Linked DNA regions of Homo sapiens: regions 1 and 3 are each linked to region 2. A link is a contact called in ENCODE Hi-C or POLR2A ChIA-PET data. All regions are on one chromosome and are shown on one strand. Each heading gives the region's core, a stretch centred on a gene start or an enhancer-like site at or near the end of the contact. The rest is flanking DNA. Distances are from core to core; before and after follow the strand shown. Region 1 holds the start of LINC03040 (long intergenic non-protein coding RNA 3040). Region 2 has its middle 46 kb from the start of LINC03040. Region 3 overlaps LINC01512 (long intergenic non-protein coding RNA 1512).

Region 1 (3,751 bases), core at 975-3,474, 47 kb before region 2:
ACCTGCGTCTCCTCCCGCCGCCGCCGCCGCCGCCGCCGCCGCGCGCTCTACCGGCCCGCGAGTCCTCCGCGACATCCGGGCCAGCGTCTGCACCCAGCCACGTGTCCTGCCCCTGGTGCGCAGGTGGACTGGAAAAGAGGAAGGCAAACGCAGTGGCTAGGCGGAGACCTCCCAAATCCCACGTCTCCCCGAGAATCCCCGACGGGCTACAGACCTAGGGCAGCCATAAGAAAAAACGTCAGCTACATCTCGAGGGAGTGGGGTGGAGTGCGGGCGCTTGCTCTAGTCGAGCCCTGACATCGATTCTGCGGGGGCGGGGAGGAGTCGGCGCGGGGCTGGGGCTGGGAGGGGAGTTTATTTATTAGCCAGATTAGCCAGCATTAATGGGGGAGCGGTGGCGGCCGGCGGCAGCAGGGACATAGCTGGCATAGCTGGCATAGCGGCGGGGCCTCCTGCGGCGCGGGGCTCCGCGGCTTCAAAGGGGCTTAAAGAGGCCCTTGGTGGCACTGCCACGGCCCCGCGGGGGAGGGCGTGGGCGCGGGCGGCGGGGGAGAAGGCGGCCATTGTGCACCGAGGGATTAGGGCTCTGGCCTGGAAGGAATTTTAAACTGCCGCGAGCCGGAGCCCCAGGACTCTCCTCCTGCCCCACCCCTGCCCTCCGGAGCACGCTGAGGTGTTTACCTGCTTTCCTATGTCTGGGGTGGAGGGGGTGTCCTCTCTCCTCCCTCAAACTGGAGGCACCTAGGGTTACCAGATCTGGCAAATAAAAACACAAGACTTCCAGTTAAACTGGATACTTTAAATAGTGTAAGTCTGTCCCAAATATTGTATGGGACAGACTTATGCTAAAATATTATTCGTTGTTTATCTGATATTCAATTTAATTGGACGTCTTGTATTTTTTTTCCTGGCAGCCCTTGAGGCATTGAAATCTCTAATCCATGTCTGGAAACAGATTGATGGTTCCCGAAAGTCCAGTGGGTATGCCTCATTTGAGAGATCCCTAAGGGCAGGGTCGTGTCTCTCCCCTTACACTGGGAGTTTCCTGAAGCCCAGATACTGAGTTTCACCCTAAAGAAGGCAGCTCTGAGAGCACTATATGTGTCCCCCGTCAGACTGGGAGCTTCCTGAGGACAGGGGCTAAATTTCACCCATGAGAGTAACGCTTCAAGGTCAGTGTCTGTGACCTGTGACACTGGGGTTTCCTGAGGCATGGTCTGTCCGCTTCCTAGAGGGCAAGTCTCTCTCCTCCCTCACGTCTCACTCTCCCACCCCCACCCCACCCCAGGCTGCTGGAGGCTCCTCCTCCATTAGTGTTGCTTCCTGCCCATAGGGGGTGCTAGGGGCCCAGCGGACTGGCCTACGGATGGATGGGACCTGTTTATTGGGACTCGGGGCTTCAGTCCTTCGGGGTTGATGCACTTGAGAATAATGAGGGTGGGGTCCCCAACCTGTGAGGCTTGCTGAGGCAGTTGAGGGCCAGGTCTACTGGGGCCAGAGGCGGTGGCCAGCATGTGGGAGAAGCTCTGGGTGCTGGGTACCCACTGTTTCTTCCAGGAAGGGACAGTGTGGCCCTTGGTACAGAACATCCTGCCCACCTCCTCTCATAACCATTGAAGCCAAGCCCCAGTCCTCCACCAGCCTCTCCAGACCCCACTGCCTAACCTTTGCTTGTGCTGTTCTTTCTGCCAGAAACACTCTGTCTTCCTGCTTTGAGGACAGCTGAAGTCTTGCCACTTCTTCTGGATGCTCTGACCATCAGTAAGGTGGGCTGCTTGTGCCTGGGGGTCTTCTGGTGAAAAGAGCCCTCCATCTACTCCCTCCTTCCTCAACAACTTTGGCCACAGGGGCCAAAGAGGGGGCCAAGGTGGGGGAGGGGAGAGACAGGAACATTGGGGGAGCATAGGCAGAAGGGGAGTAAGAATAGGAACCTCCTTCCCCCCAACCCATCCCCCTGAAGCCCCTTCACAAGTCCCTTCATCCCCTCAGGGCCTCTGAACTCTTTCTCCTTGAAGCTGAGGGAAGCCCTGGAGAAGCGCTTTCCCACGGTCACAGCCTCAACAAACCCCTGCCCCCTTCTCCTTTGACTGCAGCCACCTCAGTCTCACCCTCCGCAGAATGCAGGCCCACTCCGTTGCTGAAGGGCCTCCTCCTTGGGCCAGGGCGCCTGCTTCTGCCAGTGGCATCATCACCCCACTCCTCAGCCGCCAGTCATCAGGTTGGCAATTAGCTACTTCCTCTCAGCTGCATGAGGCCACCAAACGTCACAGCCCCTCCCCTGGCCTGCCGCGGCGGGAGTGCTGGGGGCTGCCCCTACCCTTTGTAGTCAGTGCCAAGTCCTGGCTCAGTCCCCCTTCCCTACAACCTACTGAGTGCTAGGGTAATGAGCCTCCCATCTAGGGAGCTGAAAGCCTCGCTGCCTTCTCCCCGCTTCAAACCTCCTCCCCCATGTCACCCTATCCCATTGGGTGAGGACACTCCCGCTGCCTGGGTGGGGTGATGCCTGCTCAAGGGCACTAGCAGCCTGGGTGGGGCTTAAGACTCAGGTGTCTCTGTCCCCAGTCACAGGCGGTTTTCACCAGCCCCTTACCTGGGGCCCAGGAGTCTGAACTGAAGATGGTGGCAGTTATTTGGGAAGGGGAGAGAAATGGGGACTCATTCTACAGACCCCCAAACATGCAGGGGGCAGGCCCTTCATGAACACCCACATGGGCTCATTTGCCTGTGTCTAGGCACACACACGGTTACAATCTAGGCAATGTATGCTCCACTGCACTGTACCCACATGTGCCCCAGGTGGGCAAGTAAGCCCACTTGCCCAGATACCTCTCATGCCCACACATCCCTCCTCCAGGTGTGTGCATGCAAACTCACTGACATACAGTACTCAAAAAGGCAGTGAGCTTGCTGCCACACCAAAAACAAAACCGGGACCCTACAGAGGAATCTAGAAGCATGGGAGGGAAGGAGAGACCACCCCAACACTCGCTACCCCACAGACCAGGGAATCTTCCTGGGGAAGGATGGGAGGAAGTCTGCACTTCAGGGATATGTGTGGGGTACGCAGGTGGGCCGTGGTGGAAGCAGTTGTGTTGGAGTCTGGGTTGGGGGTGGAGGATGTGGATTTCCAGAGAGAATTGAAAAATTCCAACACATATAAACAAAGGCATGTGATCTTAGGCAGATCACTTAACTTCTTGGGGGCCCCAGTGACTGCATCTGTAAAATGGGAATAATGAGAACACCATTTAAACTTGGTTGTCAAATTTATTTTATTTTTATTTATTTATTTATTTTTAGAGACACGGTCTGACTTTGTTACCCCGGCTGGAGTGCAGTGGTGCAATCATGGCTCACTGCAGCCTTAACCTCCTGGGCTCAAGTGATCCTCTCGCCAAGGCTAGGATAAGTAGCTAGGACTACAGATGCGCCCCATCACGCCCAGCTAATTTTACAACTTCTGTAGAGATGGAGTGTTGCTGGGTTGCCCAGGCTGGTCTTGAATTCCTGGGCTCAAGCGATCCTCCTGTGTCCGGAATTGGTGGGTTCTTGGTCTCACTGACTTCAAGAATGAAGCCGCGGACCCTCGCGGTGAGTGTTACAGTTCTTAAAGACAGCGTGTCCAGAGTTTGTTCCTTCTGATGTTCAGATGTGTTCAGAGTTTCTTCCTTCTGGTGGGTTCGTGGTCTCGCTGGCTTAGGGGTGAAGCTGCAGACCTTCGCGGTGAGTGTTACAGTTCTTAGGGCGGCGC
Region 2 (3,966 bases), core at 1,410-3,909:
AAGCTTTTTGGCCACTATTTCTTCACGTATTTTTTCTGCCCTTTTCTCTCCTTCCGAAACTCCCATTATGTGTATAGTGATATGTTTGACAATGCTCCACAGATCTCTGAGGCCCTGTTCATTTTTCCTTGTTCTTTTTTACTTTCTGTTTTTCAGCTTGGATAATCTCAATTGATCTATCTTTAGGTTTTCTGATTCTTTATTCTTCCAGTTCCAAGTTGCTGTTAGACCCCTGCTGTAAATTTTTCATTGCAGTTATACTTTTCAATTCCAGAATTTCCAGTTCTTTTCAAAAATATACATAATTTCTACCTTTTTATTGATATTTTCTATTTGATGAATAATTTGATGAGAGTATTTCCTTAATTCTTTGTACATGGGTTCTGTTATTTTGACAACATTTATAATAGCTTCTTTGAAGTCTTTGTCTGTCAAATGCAACATCTGGACACCTCAAAGACAGTTTCTCTTGACTGCTTTTTCCCTCTGAATGGATTACACGTTCCTGTTTATTTGCATGTCTTACAGTTTCTTGCTGAAAACCAGACATTTTTGATAATACACTGTAGCAATTCTGAATGCTGATTCACAACCAGCACCACCACCACCACCTGGGTTGTTGTTGCTGAGGTTTTTGTTGGTTGATTGGTTGTCTAGGGATTTGCCTAGGCTGATTCTATGGAATCTGTCTTCCTCACAGTGTGAGGCCGCTGATATCTCTGCTCAGTTTTGTTTTATTTTTAATTTTTGTTTTAATTTTTCAGCCTGGCTTCCTAGGAATTGCCCCTGGGTCAGCATAACTTAGTGTTCAGCCAGTGATTGGTCAGAGGTAGATTATGCTTAAATACCTTGATCTCATAAGGTTTCTACCCTCTGCCAATGGATCTGTATGTGGGTTGGGGAACATATTCAAACTTCAGGGGGTTCACAGGTCTCCCCTGAATTTAACTCTCTGTATGCTCAGCCAGGGATGAGTAGATAGCCAAGCTCTTTCAGTCTCCCCCAGTGTGCATACAACCTTCCACATCGTCAGGGGTAGGTGGGAGCTCATCAAGGCTCACTATGGCTTTCGTGCTCCTGGATGTCCCTGTTAGATGTCTTGCTGTTTTGATGATTTTTCTTGCCACAACTAGTATTACACTTCAGCCTACCTGCAATGTTGGCCTTAACATACATAATTTTTAAATAAAGAAATATACCTATACTGAGATGCACAATGATATATTCACTGACAAAAGTGCACAAGGGAACAAATTTGGCAACTGTGGTCTAGTTTTTGGTGTCTCTGACTGGTCTTCCCCAGGCTGGAAGCTATAATAGAATGCTGAGCTCTGGACCTGGCACTCCTTGGGTGGGGTCTAGGGGGGCACTTAGACAGGCTTTTGCAGAAGCCATCTCGGGGACAAATGGTGGTCATCCAAGGTAGTTGAACTTGCTTCCCTGGGACAGCCAGCACTGCTCATCTGGGCAGGGACTCTGCCCCTAGGGATGCAGGCCTGGCAGTTCCATCAGCAGGCTCGGGGTGGGAAGCCAGTTGCCCTCTACACTGGCTTCAAGTCACTAGAAGCCTGCCAGACACTCAGAAGGAAGGTCTCGCAGAGCCAAGAGAATGATCAGTTTCCTCAGGGCAGGGCTGCCGGGGAGGGTCACCCAGTAAGAAGCTGGCTCCTGATCCAGAAGCCCAGGCTGCAGAGGGCTGGGGCCTGTGTTCTCCTCCACCCCCTGAGCACTCACTTAGAAGACAAGGAGTCAGAGAGCAGCCCCATCCCCTTGGGCACTGCCCCTCTCCTTGGAGCGGGCACATAGAGAGGCCTGTGCCCGTGAGCTGAAGGTCAGTGTGCTCGGCAGGCACTGTGGGGTGGGGGAGGGTGGAGGGCAGAGGGGAGAGCTGGGCTGACAGTCACGTACGCTGATGTCACTGGTCACTCCGCCTCCCTGAGGTATCGCTTTCCTCATGGCCAAGCCTGCAGCTGAGTTCAGGGGGGCAGTCACGTCCCATCCCTGGCACAGCTCTTTAGGCCACTCACTGCACTGCCTCCAGGGCTGCTGAGGTCAGGGTGGCACTTACCAGCACTACCCAGTGTCAGCTCTGCTCTGACAGCAGGGTGGAGGAGCCTAGGGAGTGGGGAGAGTGGCGGGGACAGGTGTCTGGGGGCTGGGAGTGGCCAGGCTGCTGAGAAAGTGCCCCAGGATGCCTTGGGGGCTGGCCCAGCCTGGGGGGCTAAGCTGGGCTTCTATCACAGGTGAGCAGAGGGACAAACCAGGAGCTCCCAGTCTGAAGGAGAAAGACAGAACCCTTGCCCTCAGGGAGTTTCCAGTCTGATGGGAGAGTCAGCCCCTGCTTATAGGGAGCTCCCTGCCCCATGAGGAGACCCAGCCCCTGTCTGCAGATGCAGCCGTTGTGTCTGGGCTGAGTGTGGTAGTGGCGGTGGTCAAAGCTCCTTCCTATTCTCTTCCCCATGTAAGGTTCCCAGGTCACCCAGATTAGGTCCTCTGGAAGATCCTGTCCCTTGACACGTTGAGGACCTGGCAGGTGCCCTGCATGTGACTGCCCCGCATGCAATGTGGGGGGGCTGCCAGAGCCCAAGTGCAGACAGACGGAGGCGTCCCTGTGTCTGAGCTCGTCCTTGGGGCTGGGTCCAGCAGAGGGAGCTGCCAGCCAGCAGGAGCTGAGTCAAGCTGTCCCTGACCCCTGAGATGGCCTTGAGAAACTCCCACCGCTCACCCAGGGTAGGGGATTCACCCCATGATGGGAGCTAAAGGGCCTAGATTTTTCCCATGGTTGGAACTGAAGTGCCTAACAGCATATATGGGAGCCCAGGCTGCTTCAGCCCACCCCATCAACCCGTGCTGTCCCCATGGAGACCGCTCTGCAGAATCACAAGTTCTTAATTCTTCCAACTGAGCCTATGGAGTCCTTCTCACCATCCCCGGGGTAGACAGTAATGCAAGGAATCAGACCTAGGTGTGAGTTCTCCTCCCTCCCTTACTAGCTCTGTGACTCTAGGCAAGTTAAGTAACCTCTCTGGGTCTTGGTTTCTTCCTCTGCTGCTTCATGGGCTGCTGTAAAGGGGAAGTGCATGAAATTTGCCAGGCACATAGTAGGTGCCCAGTTAAGGTAACTTCCCTTTCCTAACAGACACATCAAGCTGCATCCAGAATGAGGTGGCACTAAGGGAACAAGGGGCATGACCCTTGGCTCTTCCCTCGGCACCCTGCCTTGCAGCCCTTCCACTCATGTGCCCATGGCTGTAGGTCAGGTCACCCCCCAGCAAGACTTACTGGCCACTTGCCACCCCCATGGAGACCATGCTGCAGTCTCCTTGGGGTTTGTAGATTCTGAATATTGCCTCCCTTTCCTATTCAGCATATTTACTGAAAACTTTCTATGTGCCAGACCCTGTTCTAGGCACTAGAACGGCAGTGAGCAAAATTGACAAAAGTCCCTGACTTCATGGAGCTGGCATTCAAGTGCAGGGTGACAAACATTAAACACAATTTTAGAGGGTGGTAGGTGCACTGGAGAAAGATAAAGGGAAAGGGGACAGGAGTGAAGGGTGTAGGGTGTGATGCAATTTTAAATGGGGAGGTCAAGGAAGGCCACCCTGAGAGGATAACATTTGAGTAAAGACTTGAAACTGGGAGCCATGTGCATGACTGGAGGAGAACATGCCCTGTAGGGGGAGCAGCACATGCAAAGGCCCCGGGGTGGAAACAGAGCTGTTTATTGGAGGAATAGCAAGGAGACCAGTGTGGAATGAATGAGGGAGAGTAGTGGGAGGTGAGATCAGAGAAGTAGGAGGGACTAGATTTTGTAGGGGCTGGTGGTAGGCCATTGTCAGAACTTTGGCAATGTCCACAAATGTGGACACAGAGAAGGAACAGGAAACTTCCATTTTCCTGATGGATAATGGGACAGTATGGAAATGCCACCTGTTTAATAAAGATGAGCCCAGAACTCCCAAA
Region 3 (4,047 bases), core at 92-2,591, 44 kb after region 2:
CCGATGTAGCTCCTACTGTGTGCACAGCCCCGGGCTGAGATTCCCAGATGCTCAGAGGTGTGGAGCAGCAGGCTGCGGAGGCTTTGAAATCCCTTCTCTCCTTAAACTGGTGTTTACAAACATTAACTTTTTTGGTCAAGCCATTTTCTCATCTCTTAAAGGGCATAATCTGGCAGCTTTTGGGGCCTCCCTGGGAGTGTAGCCAGTGGTTAACCCTAGGTGGGACTCCAGAGAAAGGGAGGGGTTTGGGGGTCTCTCAAGCCTCCATGGGCTGGGGACTACTTACTTGAATTTTTAGGCAACCTCCCTTGGCTCACCCTGCTGATGTAATGAGGACAGGCTGACCTGGTCCTGTACCGGCCCTGTTCAAGGAAGGCACTTTATGATGCAACTCCAAGGAAACAGTAAAGAAACACACTCACTCCAAGTCACCAGACACATACAGAACCTGGAGAGGCCAATGGCCTTCTTCCATCACTCCCCATATAAACCAGGCCAGGCAGGCATACGTGATTGTGTGCACACACATGCAGATGTGGGCATGTTTCTTCGTGCACATAATGTGGATGTGTTTGTGCAAGTTTTTGCATCTGTGGATGTGCACATATGCTTGCATATGTTTGCACTGTAGGTTTTTGTATATTTGTGCATTCATTTGTATGTTTTGTGCAAATGTGTTTGCATGCTTTCATATGTGAAAAATATGTGCATGTGCTTTGTGCAGCAGTGTTTGTGTATGTTATGCAAATAGGATGTGTATATTTATGTGTATATAGGTATATATTTACATATTTGTGTGTGTTTTCATCTGTACAATATGTGTATGTCTCTGTGTGAATATATAGTATACACATGTTTGTGTTTGTAATAAGGTGTTTGTATAATATGCTTCTGTGTTAATATATGTTTGTGGGTTTAATACATCTGTGTATAACTGGTATGTGTGTATATTATGTGAGTATGTATGTGTACCTGCGTTATGTGTATATGAAATGCAATTGTGTCTATATGTATGTGTATATAATGTGTCCATGTGAAAATGCATGCACATAATTAGCATATGTAAATAATGTGTATATATGTTTGTATATTTGTGTATGTAATGTGCATGGTGTGTATATGCCTGTGCCTGTAGGAAGAAGTTCAATGCATTAGGAACATCCCTGGACTTGCAGGTGAAGGAGGGAGTTCAAACCCCAGTTCCCCAGTCATGAGGCCTTACGGCACTGATTTGGCTTTCCTGAGCCTCTGCAGGCCCAGCTGTACCTGAACCAGTACTGTTCCCTGTCCTGCCTCCTACCCACAAGGCCCCGGGGTGGAGAGCATGAGGACAAGTAGACAGTCCAGGGCAGGAACGTCCTGGCAAGCACAAGAGGGCCTGCTGGATCCAGTCCTGCTTCCAGGGCTGCAGAGGAGAAGGACACAGGGCTAGCTTACAGCCTAGGCGCAGAGAAAAGACTGAACCCGGAAAATAGTGAGAGGGTGAGAAAGGGCCCAGAGGAGACTGATATGAAGATGTGCTCCCAGAGGCCACGTGAGGCCAGGCAGGCACAATCCCTACAGTGGGAAGAGCCTGGGTTCAAATCTCAGCTCTGCCAAATACTTGCTCTGGGATTGCGAGCAAGTCACTTAACCTCTCTGTGCCTCAGTTTATTCATCTATAAAGTGAGATCATAATAGTGTACACCTCAGAGGGTATTATAAGGACTAAAATGTGTTACTACAATGAAAGGACTTAGAATAGTGCCTGGCACCCAGGAAGTGCTCAAAAGGCATTAGTGGTTATTATCAGAAACTGAGAAGCCATTGAATTCGCTCTAAGTGCATGACAATTAAATGAATAATAAAAAAGACCATCAGCAACTTCAGGGAGGAAAACAAGTTGTTCAAAGGAAAAACACAACAATCATAGATTACTAAATGGCTCAACCCTGGATGTCAATGCTTTTACGAGGTCGTGTTCCATCCCCATCTAACCAGTATGACATAGGTGTTATGGGTGGGGGCTGGGATGCATAACAGTTGTGGGCAGGGGCAGCATGGGATAGAGCCATTCCAGAAGAATCTGTCAGTGAAAGAGAATGTGGTCCCTCTGCTCAGTGAGGATGCTTTGTTTGTAAGGAACTTCATAGATCTATGTGACTCTTTATGTGCATGAACAACTATGATAAAGGCTGAAAAAAAACAAAACTAAATCCAGTTATCTCTTTTGAGATGGAGTTTCACTCTGTCACCCAGGCTGGAGTGCAGTGCTCGATGTCGGCTCACTGCAACCTCTGCCTCCCAGGTTCAAGGGATTTTCTTGCCTCAGCCTCCTGAGTAGCTGGGATTACAGGAGCGCACAACCATGCCTGGCTAATTTTTGTATTTTTAGTAGAAACGAGGTTTCACCATGTTGGCCAGGCTCGTCTCAAACTCCTGACCTCAGGTGATCCGCTCGCCTCGGCCTTCCAAAGTGCTGGGATTACAGGTTTGAGCCACCGCGCCCGGCCCTAAATCCATTTAAATACATCAAGTAGAAAACTGTGCCTTGTGGTCAAAGTGTAGCTGAGCTTTAAGTATTGAACAGGGCGATGTTGGGTATCTGTCTCAGCAGAAGGTGAGACACACCAGCGTAGGGCCTCCCGGAATGAGGGTGCCTGGGGAGTGGTACTTCTCCCACCCCGCCCCAACCCAGGAAAGACTGTAAGCTAGAGCAAGGGAGTGTCCCTGTCACTCAGCTCTGGTTTTTCAAAGAAGATGGACTAGGGATGCTAGTACTTTAACTGCCCTGACCACCTCTCCTCTCACTCTGCACTGGCTACACTGTCATCAATTTAAATGAATGAGTAAGACATAATAATATTAACAAAAACATATATGCAGTTTGAGATGTACTGTTAGAGCCTTTTAAATGTTTTAGCTCATTTAATCCTCATACCAATCTTTACAATAGTCTGTTCTGATTTCCATATTAAAGATGGGGAAATGAGGCTCAGAGAGGTTAAGTAACACTCCCAAGGCCACACAGCAGAGCCAGGGCTGGGACTCAGGCAGTCTGACCCTAGACCACTGACAATTAACCACTAATTATTAAAGAAGGTCCAAAGAAGCAGCTCAGAGAGGGGGTATAAGGAAGGAAAGGGTAGATGGGCAGCACCTCGGAAGCAGCTAGTAGCCAGGCCACACTAGATGACCTTGATGGACATGGCCGGGGAGAGGCTGGGTTCCCATGGGAGGCAGGGATTATCAGGTCAGGCATCCCTGCCAGGGCCCTAGCAACGGAGTCCTGTTTGGACAGCCTGTGCAGAGCCAGATGGTTGGCAGAGCAAGGCAGGGCCACAGCCTAGAGACCTTCAGAATCTGGGCTGCTGACTTCAGCCCCCAAATCAGTCCAGAAACCCAGGCCTAGTCCCCACTGCCCAGTCAGGCCCTCGGCCATCCCCTCTGTGTACCTGCCTGTCTGCACTTCTTTCAGTCACTCAGCTACTCTACAAATGCTCACTGAGGGCTCAAGGTGTGGAAAGTGGGTTCTAGATCCAGAAAGCCGGAGTTTGAATCCTGTCACCTCCTAGTTGTGTGACTCTGCATGAGTTAGCCAGCTGCCCTCTGCCTCAGTTTCCTCTCTACAAATGTTCGTAATAGCATATGGCTCCCATAGAGTTGTGAGAATTAAATGAGTTAATAACACTAACATGCTTAGTATAGTGCCTTGCCCAACACATGTGCCCAATTAATCTAGCTACTGTTATGTCCCTCTGTTAATATCTTTGCAGATACTAAGAATAGCAGTGTTGCACTTGAGCCTCACAGACCTAATCTCTAGTAATGATAATAAGAGGAGTAAGAGCTTGTCTCTCAGCCCTTACGGGATTTTCAGTCTATTAAGGGGAACTTGGACAGATAAATACCAACTAAACTAAGACACAGCTGAGTTAATTGTGCCTGACAGTGTGGCACCTAACCATGGTCCATGGAAAACTAGCCCATTTGTAATGAGCTGGGGAGAGCCAGAGGGATTGCTCTCGCTCCTCCAGCTTCCATCAGGGAGAGCAAAGCATGACTCCC

What was found. Hi-C counts contacts between places; a loop is a spot of excess contacts on that map. ChIA-PET counts read pairs that join two places held with the same protein, here RNA polymerase II (POLR2A). Pooled maps may share reads with other maps.
Region 1: a loop to region 2 is called in a map of heart left ventricle, with 6 times the contacts of the local background. The contact joins the promoter of LINC03040 here to the enhancer-like site in region 2. A Hi-C loop is called at or near these places in 16 of 168 maps with a recorded cell type or tissue (Calu3, GM12878, K562 and 8 more), 1 of 37 single-sample maps with no recorded cell type and 16 of 50 pooled maps. POLR2A ChIA-PET finds 5 or more read pairs at or near these places in 14 of 52 experiments (AG04449, AG04450, BJ and 10 more).
Region 3: a loop to region 2 is called in a map of Caco-2, with 10 times the contacts of the local background. The contact joins two enhancer-like sites. A Hi-C loop is called at or near these places in 9 of 168 maps with a recorded cell type or tissue (Caco-2, G401, HepG2 and 6 more) and 1 of 50 pooled maps. POLR2A ChIA-PET finds 5 or more read pairs at or near these places in 9 of 52 experiments (BJ, CD4-positive, alpha-beta T cell, H1 and 5 more).

Annotation. Positions count from the first base shown.
Region 1 is chr6:43,999,058-44,002,808 of GRCh38, reverse strand. It overlaps LINC03040 (long intergenic non-protein coding RNA 3040), which reads right to left and starts at 2,224. Exons shown (of 3, transcript NR_160956.1): 1 at 2,109-2,224; 2 at 682-756; 3 at 1-128. SCIRT (stem cell inhibitory RNA transcript) reads left to right here. Exons shown (of 5, transcript NR_125864.1): 2 at 1,693-1,766; 3 at 2,094-2,218; 4 at 3,301-3,591. It overlaps LOC124901321 (a long non-coding RNA gene), which reads right to left. Exons shown (of 2, transcript XR_007059591.1): 2 at 3,255-3,751. RefSeq lists a silencer at 1-45 and an enhancer at 1,968-2,117.
Region 2 is chr6:43,952,609-43,956,574 of GRCh38, reverse strand. No RefSeq gene overlaps it. Among named protein-coding and RNA genes, the nearest start is that of LINC03040, 46 kb to the left of the region's middle. Within about 2 kb of position 2,659, at least 7 of the 41 ENCODE cell types and tissues checked have a DNase peak (open chromatin) inside an H3K27ac peak, as active enhancers do; they include gastrocnemius medialis, heart left ventricle and heart right ventricle, where a contact is called at or near this core.
Region 3 is chr6:43,907,230-43,911,276 of GRCh38, reverse strand. All of the region lies in intron 1 of LINC01512 (long intergenic non-protein coding RNA 1512), which reads right to left. Among named protein-coding and RNA genes, the nearest start is that of LINC01512, 18 kb to the right of the region's middle. RefSeq lists an enhancer at 1-320. Within about 2 kb of position 1,341, at least 3 of the 41 ENCODE cell types and tissues checked have a DNase peak (open chromatin) inside an H3K27ac peak, as active enhancers do.